Linked DNA regions of Homo sapiens: region 1 is linked to region 2. The links are chromatin contacts, found by Hi-C or POLR2A ChIA-PET in ENCODE. All regions are on one chromosome and are shown on one strand. The core of a region is the stretch at or near the end of the contact, and the rest is flanking DNA. Distances in the headings are between cores, read along the strand shown. Region 1 overlaps RORA (RAR related orphan receptor A). Region 2 overlaps RORA (RAR related orphan receptor A).

The links. Hi-C counts contacts between places; a loop is a spot of excess contacts on that map. ChIA-PET counts read pairs that join two places held with the same protein, here RNA polymerase II (POLR2A). Pooled maps may share reads with other maps.
Region 1: a pooled map shows a loop between it and region 2 (5-fold over the local background). The contact joins two enhancer-like sites. A Hi-C loop is called at or near these places in 8 of 50 pooled maps. POLR2A ChIA-PET finds 5 or more read pairs at or near these places in 2 of 52 experiments (activated CD4-positive, alpha-beta T cell and activated naive CD4-positive, alpha-beta T cell).

What each region holds. Positions count from the first base shown.
Region 1 is chr15:60,647,395-60,652,794 of GRCh38, reverse strand. The region is part of intron 2 of RORA (RAR related orphan receptor A); the gene reads left to right. It overlaps LOC105370846 (a long non-coding RNA gene), which reads right to left. Exons shown (of 5, transcript XR_007064663.1): 5 at 1-5,146. Among named protein-coding and RNA genes, the nearest start is that of RORA-AS2, 31 kb to the left of the region's middle. RefSeq lists a silencer at 759-848 and an enhancer at 2,153-2,654. Within about 2 kb of position 3,339, at least 4 of the 41 ENCODE cell types and tissues checked have a DNase peak (open chromatin) inside an H3K27ac peak, as active enhancers do.
Region 2 is chr15:60,518,555-60,523,752 of GRCh38, reverse strand. The region is part of intron 3 of RORA (RAR related orphan receptor A); the gene reads left to right. All of the region lies in intron 3 of RORA-AS1 (RORA antisense RNA 1), which reads right to left. Among named protein-coding and RNA genes, the nearest start is that of RORA-AS1, 42 kb to the right of the region's middle. Within about 2 kb of position 2,837, at least 5 of the 41 ENCODE cell types and tissues checked have a DNase peak (open chromatin) inside an H3K27ac peak, as active enhancers do.

The DNA.
Region 1 (5,400 bases), core at 2,090-4,589, 130 kb before region 2:
TACGGCCATGTGGTTTGTGTTAAATGTTAAGTGTTTCAAAATGGTTAAATGTGTTCTGTGCACTTGATGGAAATGGGATTCTCTACCAACTAATTGAGGGAAGGGGGAAAACATGGAAGGGATTAGTTTTCTAGAAGGAAAATGAAAATGAAAAAATATGATGCCAATTTACTTTTCTTCCGCATAGGGGATTTGAGAAGATTTATCTTAGCTTTTCTGGAAGGACACATATGCAAATCATAGAACCATGGAATTTCAAGATTAGAAATCCTTTGCAGTGGCCAGTCTAAACTCCTGTCTATTCTCGGGATCTACCACCCTGCATCCGGCTTATGCGCAAAACCTGTCACAGAGAATATTCACTTCTTCATTTCTTTTCAAGGCAGCCCATTCTATTTTCGAGCCAATCTGGCTTTTAGAAAGTTCTTCTGTCTACTAAGTAGGCAATCTGTTTTTTTACAGTCTCTACCCATTGGCCCTACTTATGCCTTTCTTATGCTTTTAATTATCTTTAATAATTTCACAGTTGGAAAAATGAGCTAAGTTGGGTTAAGTAACTTGTGCATTATTACATAGCTACTAAATAGCAGGGCGAGGATTTAAATCAAGGTCTGCCAGAACTGCACGTCTCTTGTTCTTTCCATATGTCACCCAACCTTTCACTCTAGAGGAAAAAAAAAAAAAGGCAGTCTGCTACCTAGCACAGAGGACACCTAACAGGAAGTGAAGGAGAGGTTGAGATCAGAGGCGGGAAGGGAGAATTGGTGAGTGGAGTGATGGAACAAGGTAAAAGGACACCCCTCTTTGATCAGGGCTACACTTTCTTAAGCCAGGCCCCTGTGGTTATCTCAGTGTAGCTCACATCCAGCTATTGACAGCTTTCCACCTGGTGACATGCTTAACGGCCCATGAAATTCTAGCCCTCAGGGCTCAAGCCTGATATTTATGGTTCCCCACATAAACCTAAAGTGGATTGTAAATTTATCTCTCTCAGATTTAGGTGGCTAAAGTGGCTGTTCAAAACTCTGCAAGGGAGAGTGGCCTTTATGGACATGTTGTACTAACTTTTAAAAAGACTGGGGCTGAAGGAGGGTGCAGAAAGCTGTGTGGTTTGTGGGAATGCTCCCAGAAGCCCCCTGGAGTGGAAGCCTTTTTGGTATTGATGTTATGGGGGAAGGGCGGTTGGGTAAAGGGATGTAGCTTGATTTTGTTCCATAGAATAGTGGCATGTTTTGTGTAATCAAAAATCTGTTACAATGAAAAAACCATGAAGGTTTGCAAAGGAGCAATCAAGGGAAGCTGTTCAGCTTCGGCAGGAAACTTTTTCTAAGCTCCAGAGTATGCCAAGTGGATATTGACATAGCTAAGTATGTATGCAGCGGGACATATGTAAATAGGAATACTCTATGTTGAAATCTGGACAAACCTTACTGAGACCTTCTCCAGAGGCAAGCAACGTGTGGTATTTATATGAGATTTGATACATCTGGAAACAGCGGCTTTTTCATCTCTTGCTTCTCGGAGATGAACTTGCACCATATGCAGGGTGTCACTTAAATTTCACCGGCAAGTTCTGACATGTACGTTTAAGAGAAAACTTCCATATGTTTCCATGAAAGGATGGGGACATAGTAACAACCACCAAAGTGATAATATTTCCTCTGCCTCACATCCGCTCCCTAATCAAAACTGTTCAGTATTCTACTCCAAAAGTTTCTTCCTCTTTCCACCGCTGACAATATGCATTGTTAACGGAAGGGAGTGGTCAGGGGCTGTGTGGCGTATTGGAAGGGACTCGGACATTAGAGGCAAAAGGACCCGGGTTTGAATCTTAGCTTTTCTATGTATTTATTGTATAACTTTGGGCTTGTTTCTTAATCTCTAAACCTCAATTTCCTAATCCATCAAAAGGGGATTAAAAATACCAACCAAAACATGGTTATGAGGATAAATGGCACGAAGAATTGAAAACTAAATAGATTTATAAAACAAAAATATTGTTTGCAAAGGGTTGGCATAGTTCCTCCTTTATTCTGGAAGTTAATTTGCTTGGAAATTCAACCATGTACTAAATCTTCCTCCCTAGGGACCAACAGAAAATTGCAAACTCCTGAGTGGAAACCTTCACGAGGGCTCCGCAAATTGGTGCTCTCTTCTCCTGGTTTCATCCCGCAGGAAGAGACAGTCTCCCTATATGAATGTTCACACCATGAGAAACCTTTCTCACCCTCTCTCCGTGGAATTTCTCTCCCCAATTTTTGAGATATCCTCGACTCAAGGCCAAAGCAGTGGTTTGAAAGGTGTTTGGAAACCAATGTGAACCATCGTGCTTTCCCCTCCCCCACTCTGGGGGTGGGATTTTCAGGCCAACTTTTCTGAAGCTACTTGTGAGTTAACCTGAAGTTGGAATGCCCTCCTGAGGTCGAGGCATAAAAGCCAGCAGCGTAAATAGAAACTGAAGCTGAAATAACCATAAATGTTCTCGAACAACTTCAATAGAGAAAGCCTTGTTTGATCCTCTCTAAGCTTCCTGAAACCAAGCTGAATATTTGTTTGTTTTGTGGTAGCTCCACTTTTTTTTTTTTCCTCAGGCCTTTTAATGCATGGCTGTTGGTTTCTGTTTAAAAGGAAAATGCTTTTTCTCAGTAACGATGTTCACATTCTGAAGTTGGTGATACCCACTTCTAAAGGCCATTTTATTGTAAAGATAAAGTTCTGCTAAGTCTTAGGATGAAAAGATAAAGGATGTGGTCAGTTACCATGACTCGTGCTTACCTCCCAAAGTGTGTCATTTGGTGCACATACCTCAAAACGTGTGAACAGAAAGTTTCTAGGTTTATTTTTATACATGGAGATTTGATTCCACGGCAGAGGGAGGGTGTCAAGGTAAATGACTGTGCAAAAATGACAGAACTGCATTTTGAGCTTTCCGTTGCCAGAGATACAAAGGCCAAGTTAAGGTGAGTTTGCTATTCGATTGCTTTTTGAGGGGTCTATTGGTAATTACCACTGCTGTTTAATATTGCAATATTCATGGGACCTCAATGTTTACACAGCTCCATGGATGCTCAATCCAAATTAAACACGCCCAAGAACAACACAGGGAGAAAACACCTGGGGGCAAAGTGAGGGGCTGCAGTCACAAGTGATCAGATCTTTTGCAGAAGATAGCAGTAGAGGGGCCCTTCCTTTTGGCCTCCTTTCTGGCAAATGTGTTTCAACACCGTTAAACTACATATGATATTGGACTGATTAGCAACTCCTAACACAGAATGTTCTGACGTTAGAAGAGCTAGGAAGTGGCGTGTCAGGGCTGACATGCATGGCAGAGTTTTCAGATACACATACAGTGTTTTTTTCTACACCCTGCCTCCAAAATGTCAGTGTCCCTAGGTTTCTGTTTGTTGCAGAGCCCCTCAATATGTGTGTGGGAGGCAGCACTTGAAGCCAAAACAGTAATGGCCAGATCTTCTGTCTGCAGCCATGAACACAAGGAGAAAGTGCCAGGTGTCAGGAGCAAGAATCTTATATGCCGGGGATTTTTTTTTTTTTTCCTGGAAGCAACTGGAAACCAACTTAGTGACACTTAAGTCCTTCACCTGCTACATGACTTCAGCCAGTGTATGTGAGTCAGAGTGGTACCAAGAAGGGCCCTCATCTGAACAGCCACAAAAGTGACGGGCTATGGCTTGGAATGGGAATATTATACTGTGTTCAGAGTCACGGCAACTTGAACTTGGCAGCCTTATCGGCTTCTGAGATTATGAGTGCCCCACAGCCAAGAGCACCTGTGAGGAGAGTTGACTGTGGAGTGGGATATAGATTGAGAAACCTCTTTCATAGCTGACAATCCATGTAAACTCCTTTAATATGTGGATGGTTAAGTAGCAGTTTAAGTGTTGGAATTACCTGGCCCTGCTTTACCATCTTCTATATATTCAGTATAAGACACACTGGGAATTACTGAAAGCTTCCCTCTCCCCCCTCAAAAAGAGTGGATGGTGCTTAGAATTAAGAGGATGTTTCCAGGGTGTCTTTCGTTTCCATCATCAAAGCAGATAAAATTAACTCTATTAGAAACTGAGACCCCCTCCGTGAGGTATATTAGTCATAAGTTCTCTTTGCAAAAAGGCTAGTCTTCAGAGGATTGTTAAGATCAGATTTCATGACAGACATGTTTCAACATATTTGTACTTCTCTGAACATGCTACATTTGCTCTCATGTGTTGTGATTAGCTGGTTTCAGTGTTTAATCCATGGCATGTGGCATTTTTCTGTAGTAGTGTTTCTGTGGAAAACTTTATCCTAGGCTTGTGGAAGACCAGTTATAACGCTTTGGATAAAGTATGTCCAGCATTTCTAAAAGCTGCAGTTTCCTAAGAAAATGATCTACGGGCACCTAAGGTTAAAATCTTCAGAATTATTTTTTGTATTTTCTGAAAGTGATTTTTAAATGAAGTTGAGAAATGGTACTAACAATGCATCCAATATTGATATAATTAGAATATGCATCATACTCTACTAAAGCCAACCTTCTTTAATATGTTCATATATAAACATAAAGAGGTATGTGGTTTATTGTATATCCAATTTTTCATTTATCTGCACCTTCTTCAGGATCATATTTGGAAGGCACCTACGTGCTCACTTGCAAACAGAATGAGACACCGTCATGCTTTCTAAAGCGTGTTCTCTCCTGCCCTCCTCCTCCTCCCTCAGTCTGCCTTATATTAAGTTAGCCAATCGAAGTCAGCATTACAGCCTCCCCTTTGGCCTGTGTTCTCCATCCTCCTTATATAAGCCTTGGTGTCCCCACACCTCTTCACAGCCACCTGGTCCGGCAGCCTGTAATAGCTGTCTCACTCTTCCTCCTCCTCACCTGATGCCTGCGGCTGACCCAACTGCCTCTGGGGTGTGATCCCACAGATTCTGAAAACAGCTGCAGCAGGCTGAGGGTGGCTTCCTGGTCACGTTCATCCAGATACAGAGAAGGCTCTATATCAATAATGGGCATCCTCTGATGTGTACTTTTCTCTCAACAGTAAACACCTTATATGATGTTTTTCAGTATCTCCTGAGTATAAGGTGCTGGGCTCTTCTCTCTTTCTGAACAGTTCTGGTTCTTTAGTCCTAGTGCAGAGACAGCCTTTGTGATTAAAAGACAAAAAAATGTACTAGTAATAATAAGATTTTCCAAGGCAGTCACCCAGTCCTCTCTTCTGGTTTGTTTTTCTGTCTTTCCCTCACCTCCTCACTCCTGCCTTGGGACCAGTTGTGCTTTTGCTCAATTCATTCAGCAAACAATTAGCAACAAAGCTGCAGGCTCTGGCAGTGATCAAAACGCTGGCTGAATCTGCCAAGGTCTTCCAAGCACTTAGAAGAAAGGCCAGGATCCGCAAA
Region 2 (5,198 bases), core at 1,588-4,087:
CTGCAGTGAGCCGTGGTCACTCCATTGCACTCCAGCCTGAGTGACAGAGACCGTATCTCTAAATATATATATTCTGTTCCAGAAAGTCAATGGGGGCTCTAGAAGGCCAAACCACAACTTTGGGTGAATGCCTATCCAAAGTCAGGGGGAAGCATTGAAACAACGTGATGGAGAGCTGGTGACACAGCAAGGATGAGGCTCAGGCCAGCCACATGCTGGTAAGCTGTGAACAACTGGCTCTCTGGAAAGCAAAAAGTGTCTATCTGTATGTAGATAACTTTGGTATCTATCTCATTGATATAATTTCACATAATTTTCAAACAATAATAAAATATACAATATTCTTTATTTTAAATTTCATATAGACAAATGATTCTCACTGAATGCTCTCATGATTTTTGCTGAACTCCTACATCTATCTGCATGGTTACAACTGAGGAAAGACTAGTTCCAACATGAATGTTGGTTGATATTTTGTTTACATTAATGACTAAGAAGGGAGTGAAACAACGAAGACATTTTGGAACTTCATTCATTCGCCAACAATGACATGAACCACTTCCTTGCTGACTCAGTTAATAGTTTTCAAATACCAGAAGAACATTTCTTCCACTTTTTATGTTATTCACAATGGGAGCACTGGATATGATGTACTGTTAAGTTTAATCTGCATTATTATAATTTTCATCAGTTTTTTTTTTTGTGTTTTTTTTTTGAGGCAGAGTCTCGCCCTGTTGCCCAGGCTGGAGTGCAGTGGTGTGATCTCGGCTCACTGCAACCTCCGCCTCCTGGGTAGCTAGGATTACAGGCACCTGTCACCAAGCTTGGCTAATTTTTGTGTTTTTAGTAGAGACAGGGTTTCACCATGTTGGTCAGGCTGGTCTCGAACTCCTGACCTCGTGATCTGCCCACCTCGGCCTCCCAAAGCGCTGGGATTACAGGTGTGAGCCACCACACCTGGTCTTTTTTTTTTTTTTTTTTTAAGACACAGGGTCTCACTCTGTTGTCCAGGCTGGAATGCAGTGGTACAATCATAGCTCACTGCACCCTCAAACTCCTGGCTCCAACAATCTTCCCACCTCACCTTCCCAAGTAGCTGGGACTACAAGCACATGCCACTACACCTGGCTAATTGTTTTATTTCCTGTAGAGACAGGGTCTATGTTGCCCAGGCTGGTCTCGAACACCTGGCCTCAAGTGATCCTCCTGCCTCAGCCTCTCAAAGTATTGGGATTACAGGCATGAGCCACTGCATTGGGCCATCACCTTCCTGCCTCAGCCTCTCAAAGTATTGGGATTACAGGCATGAGCCACTGCATTGGGCCATCACTTTTTAAATCTAGACAATAAAGCAAAATAATAAATCAAACCCTGATCTGTAACATTTGCCAATTTCTGTGGTGTAAATAATCCCACCAATGGCCATTTTCAAGCCACCCGACCCGCTCTTTCACAGAATACAGAGTAGGGAAGGGATGCACAGCATGGTATAGTATTTCCACCTTCAGATATAAGGATAATTGATGTAGACAACCTGAAGAACATTGATAACAGTAAAATAATCATTAAAAAGTAGTTAATTTTTTATGTCAGGAATGCATCAGTTAATGTGTAATAACAGATTTAATAACTAGCCTTAATAACAAAATTCCTGACATTTTAGCACTCAGCTCTTGCAACCTGGTATGAGCCTTCTCCTAAACACCATGGCCTCTGTCCCAGTTTGCCAAGCGCCCATCTAATGGGATCAGTGAAAAATTCATAGTATACAGTCATTTTTTTTAAAGAAAAAGTATTAGGGAATAGAATTTCCAGAGAAGGTAAGACACGTATCAGAAATAAAAGCACAAGGCGTTTTGAAAAGCTAGGTGAAATAAGGGAGGAACACTGGAGAGATGTCTTTGAGACAGTAGGAATTGAAACAAAAGGTGGATATGTAGGGACTCTGTGTCAGGAAATCGAGAATGTGTGACATTGTTTTGTTTGTCCCACAATGAAGAAGATACATATAAGTAAGAGGGCACTGGACTTAAAATCAGGACAAGAGATTGAGTCCCAGCCATGGGACCTTGGACAAGTCATTTAACATTCTAAACTTCATTTTTGTTTTTGGCAAATCAGAAAACTCGAATCAATCTCTGGTTCTTAACAAAAGGAAGTCAAAGTCTTCGGGGAGCTTTTAAAAAATATTTACTATAAAAATGACAATTGTGGCCAGGTACGGTGGCTCACGCCTGTAAATCCGAGCACTTTGGGAGGCCGAGGCAGGCGAATCACGGGGTCAAGAGATCTAGACCATGCTAGCCAACATGGTGAAACCCTGTCTCTACTAAAAATACAAAAATTAGCTCGGTGTGGTGGTGCACGCCTGTAGTCCCAGCTACTCGGGAGGCTGAGGCAGGAGAATCACTTGAACCCAGGAGGCAGAGGTTGCAGTGACCCGAGGTAATGCCACTGCACTCCAGCCTGGTGACGGACCAAGACTCCGTCTCAAAAAAAAAAAAATGACAATTTTTTTCTTTTTTGACTTATAAAAATGGGAATTTCTCATTGTTCAAACTACTATGTATGCCTGGACGACATCGCCAAAAGTTTCTGGTTTGATATATAGTTCTGGTTTGATATATCTAAGGTGTATCTTTTAAAAGCTCTGTGGGTGTTTCTGATGCATCACCTATATGTCAACTGCTGTACCTGATAATCTCTCAAAGTCTTTCAGCACCAAAGGCCTGTTTGTTTTATTCTAATTTTCTATTTGCAATAGCTGCATGGTAATCTGCTGCCACTAGGTGGTGGTAGTGCGCCACAGTCACACTAAACGTATACTACCTGAAATGTATCATGGTGGCTCTCTGGCTCAAGCTCACCATGTTTGTAAATGAACATCTCCATGTATTTTAACATCCATAAAAAGTGAACTTTTATGACAGCCAAGTAATTTGTTAGCTTATCTTTTAGAAATAACAAAATTGCCAAATTATGTACTTGATACCTTTCCCAGCTCACAACTTCAGCACTTTTTTTTTACGCCTCCTCAGTTCCACCCAAAACTCCATGCCCTAGTTTTGTGCTTCCCCTGCTCTCTGTATGACCTCCAATCCCTGGAATTCATCTCTCAGCTCACTCACTTCCTAATCCTTTTGCAGGATTTCTCCCCAATCAGACAAAATCTATCTCTGTACTTAGAAACACACTACTTCTACCTTGAGGTAGGAAGGTACCTACCACACTTTCTACTTTTCTTCTTCCTCTTTCTAATCCTTCTTCCTCTTATGTGTTATTTAACTCTTAGTATCTTATCTGTTTAATTTTCCAAACCCTTAATCCTCTGAGAACCCCGCCCCCCAAGGAATACTGAAAAGAAGAGGTTTTTAAAAAGAAAAAGAAGCAACCCAAACCCTCATTCTTCCTGAAATGCAAAGTTCAGTATTCGTCTGAGTCATGGAGGTTTACTCACCCTGTTTCTCCCTTCTCAGCTCTCACCTTATAACCCCACTTCACCTCTCGCATCTGATATTTGATAGTTCTCCTTGTGGGTATGACTCTGTTGACTTAATCCAAAAGAAAGATCGCCTTTCTGGTTCTTAGCTATGCCACTCCCAGAACTTTTCAGCAGGCATTTGTTCAGCTGACTTAGTTGAGGTATAAATGATGCTGTAGAGAATAAGGTGTGTCTGCTTGCGTGCCTGCTTTCCCCAAATCCTCAAAACTGAGACTTCCAAATAAGGGTAATCCTCTTCCAAGCAGATAGTGTGGAAGCTGGACATTGGTTCGAGCCACAGTGCCACTGCTCAAAGAACATACGGAATGCTTCATGAGTTTGCCTTGCAACTTATGGCATAATTACACAGACATCTTTAATGATAGTTATTCTGTGCCCTTGCAGTAAGTTTCATTGTTTGTTTGTTTGTTTGTTTGTTTGTTTAAATGAGCTAGAGTGATTTAGAAATAAGGTGAAGCAAATGGGGCAGAATACTTCTGGTCAGAAATGAGGAAAAATGATGGACTCATGAGACTGATTTTCTTATGTGACTCCTAATCCAGATCAGGAGGCAACTCCAGAGAGAGATTTTTGTAAAATGTCTGGGCGGTAGGAAGCTGGGTCAGCTAAAGGTGCTAAAGTGAGGGAAAACACTAATTTCAGAGTAGATTGCTCTTGCTACTTTATTCTGCATAACTTGTTTTTTACACTGCCTAATTTAATGGTTGCCCCATATGAGAACAACTAAGGAGGAATTCTTTTGACACACAAGAGAAGCAGAAAAACAAAACAAGATGACAGTGTAAGTTCTGGAGTTAAACTATGTGAAGTCATATCCTGGCTTTACCCCATGCTACAGCGAGGACTCTGAGCAAGTCACTACACCTCTCTAAGCCTCTGTTTTTTCAGCCTTAAAACCAGGGGAATGATAGGATTTGCCCAATATTGCCCTTGTCACAAGTGAATGACACAATCCACATAAAGCATAGAGTGCCTAGTATGAAGTCAGTGCTGTTTTAATGGTATTTGGGATTTGTTTTAATCAGGTACCATAAGACACACAGATCTGGAAATGACTGTCATGAAGGAAGAAGTTTGTTACACAGTAGTCCCCCCTTAGCCTCATGGGGATGCCTGAAACTGCGAACCTTTTAGATACTGTTTTCTCCCATACATCCAGACCTGTGATAAAGTTGAACTTATAAATTAGGCACAATGAGAGATTAACAACAATAATAATAATACAGAACAATTATTAAAATATACTGTAATAAAAGTTATGTGAATGTGGTCTCTCTTTGCTTCCCTTCTCTCTCTCAAAATATCTTAATATTCTTTTACTGCAGTTGACGCAAGTAACTGAAACGAGGAAAGCAAAACGACGATTAAGGAGGGAGTGCTGGACTCACAAATCCCTAGAGACAGGGCCCATGCCACACCATACAGGGGACACATGGGGAAGCGCCAGGGTCAGTGAAGGGGAGAGGGATGTGGGGAAACACTGCCAAGAGCCTCCATGGTGTTTTCCACAGGAAGGAAGGTGCAGCAGGATGAGCAGGATTAGGATAAGTAGCTAGTCTGAATCATTACAGACGGCGCTAGGAGGTAGGGGCTGTCCCTAATTGTCTTGTACCTAGCCCTAGGGTGACCAGGGCAGGGGAATCATGGCGAGAAGCGTAAGGGCCTGATGAAGAAGGTGTGCTGGGTGTGGGCTCTA